Linked DNA regions of Homo sapiens: region 1 is linked to region 2. The links are chromatin contacts, found by Hi-C in ENCODE. All regions are on one chromosome and are shown on one strand. Each heading gives the region's core, a stretch centred on a gene start or an enhancer-like site at or near the end of the contact. The rest is flanking DNA. Distances are from core to core; before and after follow the strand shown.

Region 1 (6,213 bases), core at 301-2,800, 400 kb after region 2:
TCCACCAACCTCCAGGTGACATCTGATCACCCTGGCCCGTCTTCAGCAAGAATCTTGTCAGGTTGGTTTAGACAGAATCCCCCTTACCCCTGATGTTTCCTCTTAATAATTTTCCATCCACTGACCCCCCTACCTTGCTCCTTGGCTATAAATTCTCACTTTTCCATGCTACAATTGAAGTTGAGCCCAATCTCTCTTCCCCACTGCAAGACCCTGTTGCAGTGGTACCTATGTCTATCTCAATGGTCCTGAATAAAGTCTTCCTTACCATGCTTTAACAAGTGACAAGTGTCATTAAATAATTTTTTTTTTTTGAGACCAAGTCTTGCTCTGTCGCTAGGCTGGAGTGCAATGGCTCGATCTCAGCTCACTGCAACCTCCGCCTCCCGGGTTCAAGCGATTCTCCTGCCTCAGCCTCCCAAGTAGCTGGGATTACAAGCACGTGCCACCACGCCTGGCTAATTTTTTGTATTTTTAGTAGAGACGGGGTTTCACCGTGTTAGCCAGGATGGTCTCGATCTCCTGACCTCATGATCCGCCTGCCTCGACCTCCCAAAGTGCTGGGATTACAGGCATGAGCCACCACGCCCAGCCAAATAATTTTTTCTTTAAAAAGGTATTATATAATCCTTAAACATTTTAGCCCTATAATAGACAGCAAGAAAAAAGTAACCCCTGACAGCTCTGAGCTGCCCCGGCAGTCACAGCTGGGCCTTGGTGCTGCGTGGAACATAAATACTTCACAGAACACCATCAGACGTGGCCACTCTTTGACCAGATGGATCAAGACAAAAACAAGACTCCTTCGTAATCACGTGGGAATGCTGAAAAAACGTAAACATTGTCCAAACCACAAAAATGACCAAACATCCCCTATCCCAGTTAATGAGTCACTGGTCTTGTCTCCCCTCCTTTTAGGTAAGATTTATTATGATACTTAATCATACAATCGCCCTCCTTCCTGCCAGCACCCAGTCCAGAGTATTGGATTGGATACTCTGTTTCCCTGAACCTTTCCCCAAATTACCTTGGGGTAAGGCATCAGCAAAGGAGGCTGTCACATTCGTTCAACCATCACTGTGCTTTTACTGGCCCTTTGCAGGCAAAGAATGAGAATATGCACAGATGAGAAGTCCAGGATGCACAAGACCACTCAATTAACATTTACTACTTTCATATCAACTGATGCATGCTAGGATGCTAAAAACACTTTTTGAATTAATTACTGCGTTAAATAGATTCACATTTATGTCTACAGTTATGTGAACATCTAGCTGAGCACTGTCTTGACTGTCCTGAGTAGAAGCAGAAAAGATAAGTTGTAAAGTACATCAACAAACTTTGCTGCTAAAAAACGAAAGTGCAGTTTCTTTCTCTCGGGCCCGGGGCGGGGCCATGGCTCCTCCTCTAGGAAGCCGCGCGAGCGCAGTCCCACGGCAGCCATTTCCCTAGCGCGCATGCACTGGGTCCCAGGACCACGTGCGCCGGCCTGTGGGCTTGGATTGGCTGAGCCTTGACGTTGTCCCAGTCCCGGTGATCGGAAGTTCTCCGTGGGCACTGGGCGGCTGAAGGCTCCGGAACTGCGCCTGCGCTTTTCGGTGAGTCATGCTTCAGGTTTGCCAGGGCCTGTGTCCCGCAAAAAGGCGAGCCCTTATTCCCAGCGGAAGCCCACCCCGGCTCGCGGCAGCTTTCCGGTGCGCCCTGGGCGGCGTAGATCCGAAGGTGCTCGCACCCCCGCCCCTTCCTCTCCGACTGTCGAGGTCGCCAGAGTGGGCTGAACCCTCGGGACTGTCGCTGTTTGTGTGCTGGGTGCCGGGCCGTCATCCCAAGATGATTAGCGGCAGGCTTTGCATGTTGCTCGACCCCACCCACCGGAACTCGAACCCGGGCTAGACCGGGCAGTTGGGCTGGTCCCTTCCTCTCGCTGCACCTTTACTAGGGGTCACCATTAAGGGAAATGGTCCTAGTGCAGTGCTGAGTGGCTGTTCAGTAACCGCTACACCGCTGCCAACATTTGGCATCGTTTCTCTCCATAGAGGGCGGGGCTCCCTGTGAAGCTGGGGAGCTGTTAAGTGGGTTAGGGCTAGAAAGTTACAGTTTCTCTTTAGGCTTTAAAGAGATCTAAAGATCTGAACAGATCTAGGTTATTTTTGACTTGTTACAAACTTCTGGAAACATTGTTTCCAGACCTTTCCTCTCGTTCTTCTCAGGGTTTAGGCCATTTTTGTGCAGATGTGTGCACCTTGCTTACTATAATATTAGCTAATCTTTATAAGTTTTTATATGGATCCAATACCATATTTCGTGCCTACTTTTCCTGGCACTGTATACACTTTTTGGTATAGGTATGCACCTAAGCAAGCATTATCCATATTAGCATCAGTTCTAGAACCGTGGCGTCCCAATAATGATAGCCATTAGTTACATAAGGCTTGATCACTTGAAATGTGGCTAGTCCGAATTGAGATGTGCTGTAAGTGTAAGACACAGTGAATTTTCGAGAATTAGCATGAAAAAGAATGTAAAATATCTCAATTTGTTTATATTAATCACATGTTGAAATGACTATTCTGGATACACTGGGTTAAATAAAATGTATAATTAATTTCACCAATTTTTATTTTTTAACATGACTACTGGAAAATTTTAAATCATATTTGTGGTTTACATGTTATATATATGTTGCACAGCCCTGCTCTAGAAAAGGGTCAACAAACTATGGCCTGCAGCCAAATCCAGCCTGCCTGTTTTTGTAAACAAGTGTTACCAGAGCAAGATCATGCCTATCCATTTATGTTATTTTCTGTATCTGCTGTTGCTGCTACAATAGCAGCAGAGTTGAGTAGTCCATAGAGATTGTATGGCCTACAAAGCCTAGAATATATACCTTCTGATCTTTAACAGAAAAAGTGTGCTGACCCCCTGCTGTAGAACAATGCCTGGTTTGGTAGATATTTTTAAGCCTTTTAATTGTAGATTCACATCCTATTATTCACACTTACTGTGTGACAGCCATAGTTCAAAGCACTTTATCAAGACTTTCATTTAATTCTCATTAATCCTAGGATGTTGGATTTCTCCCATTTTGTAGATGAGGAAATTGAGGCACAGAATGGTCAAGAAACTTATCCAACTTGCTCAGCACCCCTCACTTCTGGGAACTGGACCTGCTTGACCTTCCTTATGCAAATGTTTTGACCCCTCAAACCCACTTCATTAGCCCACAGTGGGCACCATGGTTTTTTTGTTTGTTTGTTTGTTTGTTTTGTTTTTTTTAACAAGATTTATTTGAACTAGAATTTTTGAATGATTTTTTTGAACTAGAATCGAGATGGGCTTGGTCTCCTACGAAAGAAGCCAAGGGGCACTGGGCTTAGGTGCAATGAGTACAAGCAAGCTGGTGTGTAGTGAAAAGAAATGAAGCTCCCAAGCAGAGAAGAGAGAGAGCATCCTGGATGCTCATTACTCATTTAACAACAACAAAAATGTGTTAAGTAATAGTAAGCACTGACTGGGTGTTTGCTAGGTGTGTATAGGTGAATAAAACATGTGGATCTTCTCTTATGGTCTTGTGGGGAAGGCAGTAAAAACGTTTTTTAAATGTGATTAACACCATGAAAAAAACTTGCAAATTATTTACTGTTTTTAGCAGGTTTCCTCACCTGTAAGATGAAAATAAGCCATTATCTGTATTGCAGGAGTATTGTGAGGATTGAGATGACTGGAGTGTGTGTGGCCTGGAGAGTTGCTCAATAAATATATGTTGCCTTCCACTGTGAAGAGGTAAGTGAGAGGGTGAATATCAGGAATTGTGTACATTATGACACTTAAAATATTACAGTTGTCATTTGTAATTTGTAGAGAAGGTTGTCAGCTGCATTGTACACAGTAGGTGTTTTAAATCTTTTCTGACTGAATGGGACTCATCTAGAAAAGCCAGTCATAGAGTTGTCTGCATTCGGTCCAGGAGCAGAACCAGAGCTGTCTTTGGGGCTGATGGCAGCCTAACTGGCAGGTCCTGCTGGGGTGTGGAAGAGGGTTGTATGCCTGTGTGTGGTTTAAATCAGAGTCACCCTGGAGAGCTGAGCCAATATGCAGGCCCTACCCTCAGAGATCCTAATTCATCCTATCTGGAGTGAGGCCCTGCCATTGTTTGTTTTTGTTTTTTGTTGTTTAATTTCCCCAGAGGATTCTAATGTGCAGCCAGGCTTGAGAACCACTAATGGTGAGAGATCAGCCAGGCTCGGGATGCTGCTTGAGCAAAGGCACAGAGCCGTGCCCATCAGTGGTTGCGAGTAGTCAAGAGGGAGGCCTGCTAGGGCTCTTTTTGCCACTGGCCAAGGAGCTTTGGCTCCATCATGAAAGCAAGGGGAAACCTCTCAAGGGCTTTCAGCAGGAAAATGAGGGAGTATCTTTCTGAGATCTGTACTAGAGGATGATCCCTCTAACAAAGTGCCAGACTCACAGTTGGGCCTTGTGAGTGCCAGAAGTACAGTGAAGGCAGTAAAGAAGCAAATTGTAGCTGTCCAGATGATGGCGAGCCCAGATAGGGTTTGGTGCCATCCTGCGTGTGTTTCCCCTAGCAGCCAGTGTCTGTCCATGTTGAAATTCCACATGTGTTGTAACTGGCCAGTTTCTTGTCAGTATTACTCCCACTAGGCTATCAGCTCCTTCAAGGCAGAGACTGTCTCTTTAGGCTCAGCATCTAGCACATACTCAATCCCTAATATATATTTATTGAATGAACTATGTAGAACTAAGCTGGACATATGCCTTACCTTGTCTTTTTATGGCAATTGTCAGAATTTTGTATTTCAATGGCTTCCACATTATACCCTCCTAGGGCAATAAATCCTTTATATCCACATGATGGTCCCACAGAGGACTAGAAAGTTTGACTGGATTTAAATCCTGTTAAAAATGTGGAAGGGAATGGAAAACAATACAGTGGGTCCTCAAAAAATTAAAAATAGAATTACCATATGATCCAGCAATTCCATTTTTGAGTATATACTCTGAAGAATTGAAAGCAGGGTCTCAAAGAGAGATTGGTATACCAGTGCTCACAGCAGTGTTATTCACAATGGCCAAAAGCCAGAAGCAACTCAAGTATCCGTTGACATTTGAATGGATAAACAAAATGTGTTATGTATAGACAATGGAATATTATTCATTCTTAAAAAGGAAGAAAGTTCTGACACATGCTACAACATGGATGAACCTTGAGGACATTATGCTAAGTGAAATAAGCCAGTCACAAAAAGAGAAATACTGTATGATTCCACTCACATGAAGTACCTAGAGTAGTCTCATCCATAGAGACAGAAAGTCGAGTGGTGATTGCCAGGGGCTGGAGGGAGGGAAGAATGAGGAGTTGTTTAATGGGTGCAGAGTTTTCAGTTTGGGAGGATGAAAAGAGTGCTGGACATAAGCATCTTGATGGCAGGGACTGTGTCTTTTCAAAAATCCATGGGCTCTGTTTTATAGCACTTGATATTAAATAATCACCACCGAACATACACAGGCTAAGAACACTGAAGTGTTTAGAGAGAGAATTCACACAATCTTCCCAGACACCATATGACAAGTGACATAAAACATATTTACCTTTTAGTAATTCTACTTCTGTGAATTCACTTTAAGGAAACGAGAGATGTGGAGACCGCATATGTACGCATTTTCTTCAAACTTAGGAGAAACTGGAAGGCCCCAAATAGGAGAATGATTAAAAACTATCGCAAACTCCTAGGATGATCCAATAACATAACCATTTAAAAATCGTGTTTTTAGAGAATATTTAATGATGTGGAAAAATAGTCCTAAAGCTAAGTGAAAAAAAATCAAGATGCAAAACTATATGAAAGATTAAACAGTTATATAATCCAGCAGATTCAAGATAAATGAAAACATATGTCCATGCAAAAACTTGTACACAGGCCGGGTGTGGTGGCACATGCCTGTAATCCCAGCACTTTGGGAGGCCAAGGCAGGTGGATCACCTGAGGTCAGGAGTTCGAGACCAGGCTGGCCAACATGATGAAACCCTGTCTCTACTAAAAATACAAAAAGTAGCCGGGCGTGGTGGCACATGCCTGTAATCCTAGCTACTCAGGAGTCTGAGGCACGAGAATCACTTGAACCCAGGAGGTGTAGATTGCAGTGAGCCAAGATTGCACCACTGCACTCCAGCATGGGTGACAGAGCGAGACTCCA
Region 2 (6,219 bases), core at 1,341-3,840:
TCACCTACAAAACATAAAGTAACTGTTAAATCAACTGTTTCTAAAGTGTCTTGTGCCATAACAATAAAAGCTACTGTAGCTTTTGAGTTTCTTGTCCAGTTATAATAATGGGCTCTCACATCTTCTATCTGCTAAGGTGCTTTCTTGTCCCTTAGGCCTATGGAGTTGCCCAGAAAATTCAGCTATAGTTTTGTAGCTAGCATAGAGGATTGGGAGGTTGAGGCTTCCTCTTCAGGGGTGGTTGTGGTTGTGGTTGTTGTAGGGATGTTTAACTCTTTGTCACACATCTCATTTTGGAAATACATTTTCAAACATGCTGCACATTTGCCCATCTTCTCAAAGAAGGTGTCAAGCATTGTTTCATCTGCTGTGTCTCAAGGCACACATCATGATCATCAAACATTGCCGTCTTTCCCTGGTGTTGGTCTCCGTTTAGGATTGCGAGACAAAATGAGTATGTCCAAAGCATACTTAGTTAAAAATTATTCACTATTTATGTGAAATTCAAACTTAACTGGGTTTCCTGCTAAATCAAGCTAGTCTAAGTCTCCGCTAGCCTCTTCCATTTCTAATGTGTTGCCTCTAATCTGTGGCAGGGTGGGGTTGAAAATGGAGCTCGAAATTATAGAGTTGCCAAGAGTATAAAGTTCTCAATTCTTTTCCATTTACACTCACTTCTCTATAGCTTCAAATATTATCTGTCTTCTTACCAAACCTATTTTCCCAACTCCTCTCCCCTGAGTTCTAGGACTCTTGGACCCAGTAACCTCCTCACCCTGATGAGCTGGCAATTGAGATCTCAAACCTGGATTCTTTTTTTTTTTTTTTGGAGTAAGTCTCACTCTGCTGCTCAGGCTGGAGTGCAGTGGTGCAATCTTGGCTCATTGGCTCACTGCAACATCTGCCTCTTGGGTTCAAGTGATTCTCCTGCCTCAGCCTCCCGAGTAGCTGGAATTACAGGTGTGTGCCACCACACCCAGCTAATTTTTGTATTTTTAGTAGAGATGGGGTTTCACCATATTGGCCAGGCTGGTCTCAAACTCCTGGCCTCAAATGATCTTCCCACCTTGGCCTCCCAAAGTGCTGGGATTACAGGTGTGAGCCACTGTGCCCCGTCCAAAGCAGGATTCTTGATTCTCCCTACCTCTCCAAGAATTCCCCCATTCCACCAGTTTCTCCTGCTATATTCTACATGTCAGTACGTAGTACTGAGCACCAACAATCTAAGAGCCATCTTGGATGCTGATCTGTTTTGTCCACATATTTTCTAGTCCATCAACTTGTTCTGGTGGCTTGTAGCTCTCTCTCCAAACATTTCTCCAATGCCTCCTTTCTTCTCCATTCCTACTGCTAAAATCCCACTCTATGCCATTATCCCCTCTTTCCTGGACTAATACCATGAATTGAGCAAGTCTCTTGGAATACCTTCTTGTCTCCTTTCTCCCTGCAAGCAGCAGCCAAGGGACCGTCTCAAAGCAGCAATCAGATCACATCACAAGCCCCCTCCCTCATCTCATTGTTTCACACATTTAAAGCCCTACAGCAGTTCCCTGTTGAAACTATCGGCTAGAAGTTGATAAGTTTGTAACAAAGGTTCTGAAATGGGAGTAATTTTGTCCCCCAGGGGACATTTGGCAATGTTTAGAGACATCTTTGGTTGTCACCACTTGGAGGTGATACTGGCATCTAGTGGGTAGGGCCCAAGGATGCTGCTAAACATTCTCCAATGCCCAGGACAGGCCCCCACAACTAAGAATGGCCAGCCCCGAATGTCACCGAGAAGCTCCAGCCTAAAGTGAGCAGTATCACAGTGTTTAAGATGAAAGAGTCAGGGACTCTGCCCCCAGCTCTAGCTGGAAAGTTCTTGTGCCAACAAGCCACTCATCTGCATTAATGAACATCTTCATTCAACTGCTCCCTTCAGCTGTTGCTAGGCAGGACCTTGATAGAGATGCAACAGAGAGAAGCTGAGCTGTGCTGAGAGGCTTGTACATTCTCACCAAGAAGCATAACTAGGGTGCTTGGAGTTGACATAACCCTGAGCAAATCATACCCTCATTAAAGAATAATCCAATTTAAAAAGAAAGTCTTGTGTACTCATGGGTTGTTTTTCCAAAGTTCTCAGAGGACAGATCATGAAAGCTTTGAACCACCAGACTGTACATGGCTGCCCAGTGAATTTGCAGAAAACAAAGGCCTCTGATTTTTTTTCCTCCAAGCTGTTAGTCTTAAGTGAAACAGGGTAAGAAAGTTCTGTTTATTATCTTTTGACAATTAAAGGATGACATAGGCAATGTGTTTTGATCTCTCACAAAAACTATGAAATTTTATTTCTTCTGGCGAAACATCTTTTCCAACAACATTCAACAAATTAACAAGAGCAACTTCAGAATGTGTGTTTTTTCCACCTAAAAATGCAAAAACAACTGTTCTTTTTGGCTTTATTAAGCTAAACAGACTTGATATAAGTCTAGCCTTTCCTGCTACTGAATAATCTCATGTAATATGAATACAGCCACCGAAGAGCTAATAATTGCTAATTATATCCCTCAACTAGATTTCCTGTTAACCATTTTTAACTTGGGTTTCCCCAGTGGGTAGGAAGCATTCTACGGTGTGGTTTACCAGAGAAGCCCTCTGAAATCCCCTTTCGTTTGATAGGGTAAAGCCAAAACCTATCTTTGCCTGACAGGTTCCTATATATACACACATATACATATACATATACATATACATATACATATACATATACATATACATATACATATACATAATGTATATGTATACATAACATTTATAAATATATGTTAATATTTATAAATATTATATATATAATTTCAACTTTTAGATTCATGGAGTACATGTGTAGGTTTGTTACATGGCGTATTACATAATAGTGAGGTTTGGGATGTGAATGATCTGATCCCTTCACCCGGGTGGTGAACATAGGACCCAACAGTTAGTTTTTCAACGCTAGCCCCTCTCCCTCCCTCTGTCATCTAGTAGTCCCCAGTGTCTATTGTTTCCATATTTAGGTGTCTGACAGGTTTCAAGAGCCCTGCAGTGACAAATAGACTAAGTAAAAGACAGGGACATGGTTTTGGCAGAAGACTGCATGAGAGACACAAAATGGATGTTCATAGGAGTCAGATATGTTGAGGGCTTAAGAATAGGATATTTTGGACTATCTTTATGCCAGTAGCTCTCAACTCTGGCTTCATATTAGAATCACTTGGAGATCTCTTTAAAAAGCACCAAAACCTGGGTTGGGCCCCAATCTCAGAGTTTCTGATTTAGTTGGCCTGGGGAATGACCAGGGCATAGGGATTTTTTAAAGTTTCCCAAGTGACTCTAATGAACATTGAGGGTTGAAAACCACTGCTCTAGACCAGGATTTCTTCACCTCAGCACTATTGATATTTTGGACTGCATCATTGTCCCGTGCGTGGTAGGATGTTTTGCAGCATCCCTGGCTTCTACCCACTAGATGCCAGTAGCACCCCTTCCCCAGTTGTGATAACTCAAAACGTCTCCAAACATTGCCAAATGTTCCCTGGGAAACAAAATCACCCCCTTCCCACATTGAGAGTCACTGTCTTGGCTACTGCATGTTAACTGTAGTTACACAGATAGTATGGTGGGTAAGTAGATGAGGGGTTGGAGATTCAACTCTATAAAATAAATACTAAGGAATAAGGAATAAAACAGTTGTTCAATGTCCCATCCTCAGCCCAGAGGCAGGATTAGTGGTTATCGTCTCTGACTGTACACTGAAACACCTTTCTTCTGGATTATAGGCACACAAACTAAACTGGCTCCTTTATTATTATTATTATTATTATTTGAGACAGGGTTTTGCTCTGTCACCCAAGCTGGAGTGCAGTGGCATGATCTTAGGTTGCTGCAACCTCTGCCTCCTAGGCTCAGGTGATCCTCCCACTGAGGCAGGAGAATAGGGTCTGGAGACAGGTTACCTAAAGCCAATTCGCCCTGACTTCCTAGAACTGAATCAAAAGGAAAACCCCACCTCTCCACACTGAAGTAACGAAAGGATCAGAGGTTACTACCTTTGCACTGTGCAGATGAAAAATGGAAAGTACCTCTAATTGGTCCCCTCCCGCAACCAATCAGACTGGTCGCAGGACTAGTCTTCATGTGTAACTTTGTAACTTCACTTCAGACTCTGATTGGTCACCTCCTGCAACCAATCAAACTGGTCGTGGGCCACTCTTTCATTTACATAGGTACAACCAAGTAACCAATGGGAAATCACTAGAAGGTATTCAAACCCCAGAAAATTCTGTAACCAGTGCTTTTCAGCTGCTTGCTCAAGCCCACTCCCATTCTGTGGAGTGTACGTTGGTTTCAATAAATCTGTGCTTTTGTTGCTTCATCCTTTCATTGCTTTGTTTGCATGTTTTGTCCAATTCTTTGTTCAAAAGACCAAGAACCTGCACAACTCATAGTCAAGTCCCTCCACTGGTACCACCACCTCAGCCTTCCGAGTAGCTAGCTCCATAGGCACCCGCCACCATGCCTGGCTAATTTTTTAAATTTTTTTTGTAGAGACAGGGTTTCACCATGTTGTCCAGGCTGGTCTTGAACTCCTGAGCTCAAGTGATCCCCTGACCTCGGCCTCCCAAAGTTCTGGGATTACAGACGTGAGCCACCACGCCTGTTGGCTCCATATTATTAATGGTCTATATTTGAGTATAGATGCTCCTTGACTTACAATGGAGTTACATCTCAGTAATCACATCATAAGTTAAAAATATCATAAGTCAAAAAGGCATTGAATACACCTAACCTACTAAACATTATAGCTTAGCCTAGCCTACCTGGAATGTGCTCAGAACACTTACATTAGCCTAAAGTTGGGCAAAGTCATCTAACACGAAGCCTATTTTGTAATAAAGTGCTGAATATCTCATGTAATTTATTGAATACTGTACTTAAAGTGAAAAACAAAATGCTTGTATGGATACTCAAAGTATGGTTTCTACTAAATGCGTATTGCTTTCACAGCATTATAAAGTCAAAAAATGGTAAGATGAGCCATCATAAGTTGGCACCCATCTGTACACAATCCATGGTCAAAATCATTTATATAGTGTTAAAAATTTATCTCTGAAAGGAAAAGAAATGATTCCCTCTTTAATATAGTCTTTTTTTCCCTGTAGGAAGCCTTCTCTCCTCTTCCATTCAATACTCCTCCAGAGATAACTTTCTAGCTCTGGGCTGCCCAATATGGTGGTCACTAGCCACGTGTGGCTTGCTAAAAGTAAACTTAAATTAATTCAAATTAAATAGAAGTAAAAATTCAGTTCCTTAATCACAATAGTTATATTTCAGTGGCTCAACAGTCACTGCAACATTTGAGCTAGTGGCTAGTGGCTGTAACATTTTAATGCGGAAATAGAACATTTTCATCACTGCAGAAAACTGGACAGCAGTTTATAACCATAGAGCTTATGGTGACATTGGCATGCTTAAAAACCTCTGTTAGTTCCCATTGCCTCTAGGATCAAGTTCAGTCATCTAGCTTGGCATTTAATATATTTTACTATCTAACTTCAGATGTCTCTTCCAAACCCCTCTTTGCTCCTTAGACTCCTTTGAGCAGCCCATTCCTTTACAGGAAAGATCAACGCACTTCCCTACCTCCCAGCCTTTGTCCATGTTATTTTATCTATCATGGATACCCTTTCTCTAATTCCACTTGGCAAATTCATGCTTGATCTTCAGAGTCAATTCAAATGTCCCTCCAACCTCCCTTCCCACCTTAGTTCTCCGGATACCAAATAATTGCTCCATTCACTGTCACCCCACGGGACTTGCATACCTGTTAATTGCATACATGTCACATTTTGTCATGGTTGTGTCTCTGTCTCCCATGCTTAATTCGGTGCTCCTGAAGGTGAAGGAGTGGCTTTATTTCTCTTTGTATGACCAAAGGCCAGCACAATGTAGGCAATCACATTTCAAAGAAATAATCAACTGGCTAACGAATAAAATGGCATGATTCATCACATTTAACACCACAGAATTCTAACAGCCCACACCTGCATGCAGTTGATAGAATTCTGGGATTGTTCTTGATGTTCTCTGGGATAAGAACAACTGCCTTTAATTTTATTAGCAGGATGAGCATATTTGGTGACTTAGAGGTCTCTATACTGAGATAGACGATAAATTTATTTAAAGGTTGTATCTGCTGGG

What was found. Hi-C counts contacts between places; a loop is a spot of excess contacts on that map. Pooled maps may share reads with other maps.
Region 1: a loop to region 2 is called in a map of GM12878, with 2.7 times the contacts of the local background. The contact joins the promoter of TCEANC here to the enhancer-like site in region 2. A Hi-C loop is called at or near these places in 1 of 168 maps with a recorded cell type or tissue (GM12878), 17 of 37 single-sample maps with no recorded cell type and 7 of 50 pooled maps.

Annotation. Positions count from the first base shown.
Region 1 is chrX:13,651,591-13,657,803 of GRCh38, forward strand. It overlaps TCEANC (transcription elongation factor A N-terminal and central domain containing), which reads left to right and starts at 1,551. Exons shown (of 5, transcript NM_001297563.2): 1 at 1,551-1,598; 2 at 3,699-3,783. It overlaps LOC107985657 (a long non-coding RNA gene), which reads right to left and starts at 1,849. Exons shown (of 1, transcript NR_171573.1): 1 at 907-1,849. RefSeq lists enhancers at 1,234-1,423, 1,684-1,773 and a silencer at 1,352-1,663.
Region 2 is chrX:13,254,826-13,261,044 of GRCh38, forward strand. No RefSeq gene overlaps it. Among named protein-coding and RNA genes, the nearest start is that of LINC02154, 46 kb to the right of the region's middle. RefSeq lists an enhancer at 2,538-2,587. Within about 2 kb of position 2,591, at least 2 of the 41 ENCODE cell types and tissues checked have a DNase peak (open chromatin) inside an H3K27ac peak, as active enhancers do; they include GM12878, where a contact is called at or near this core.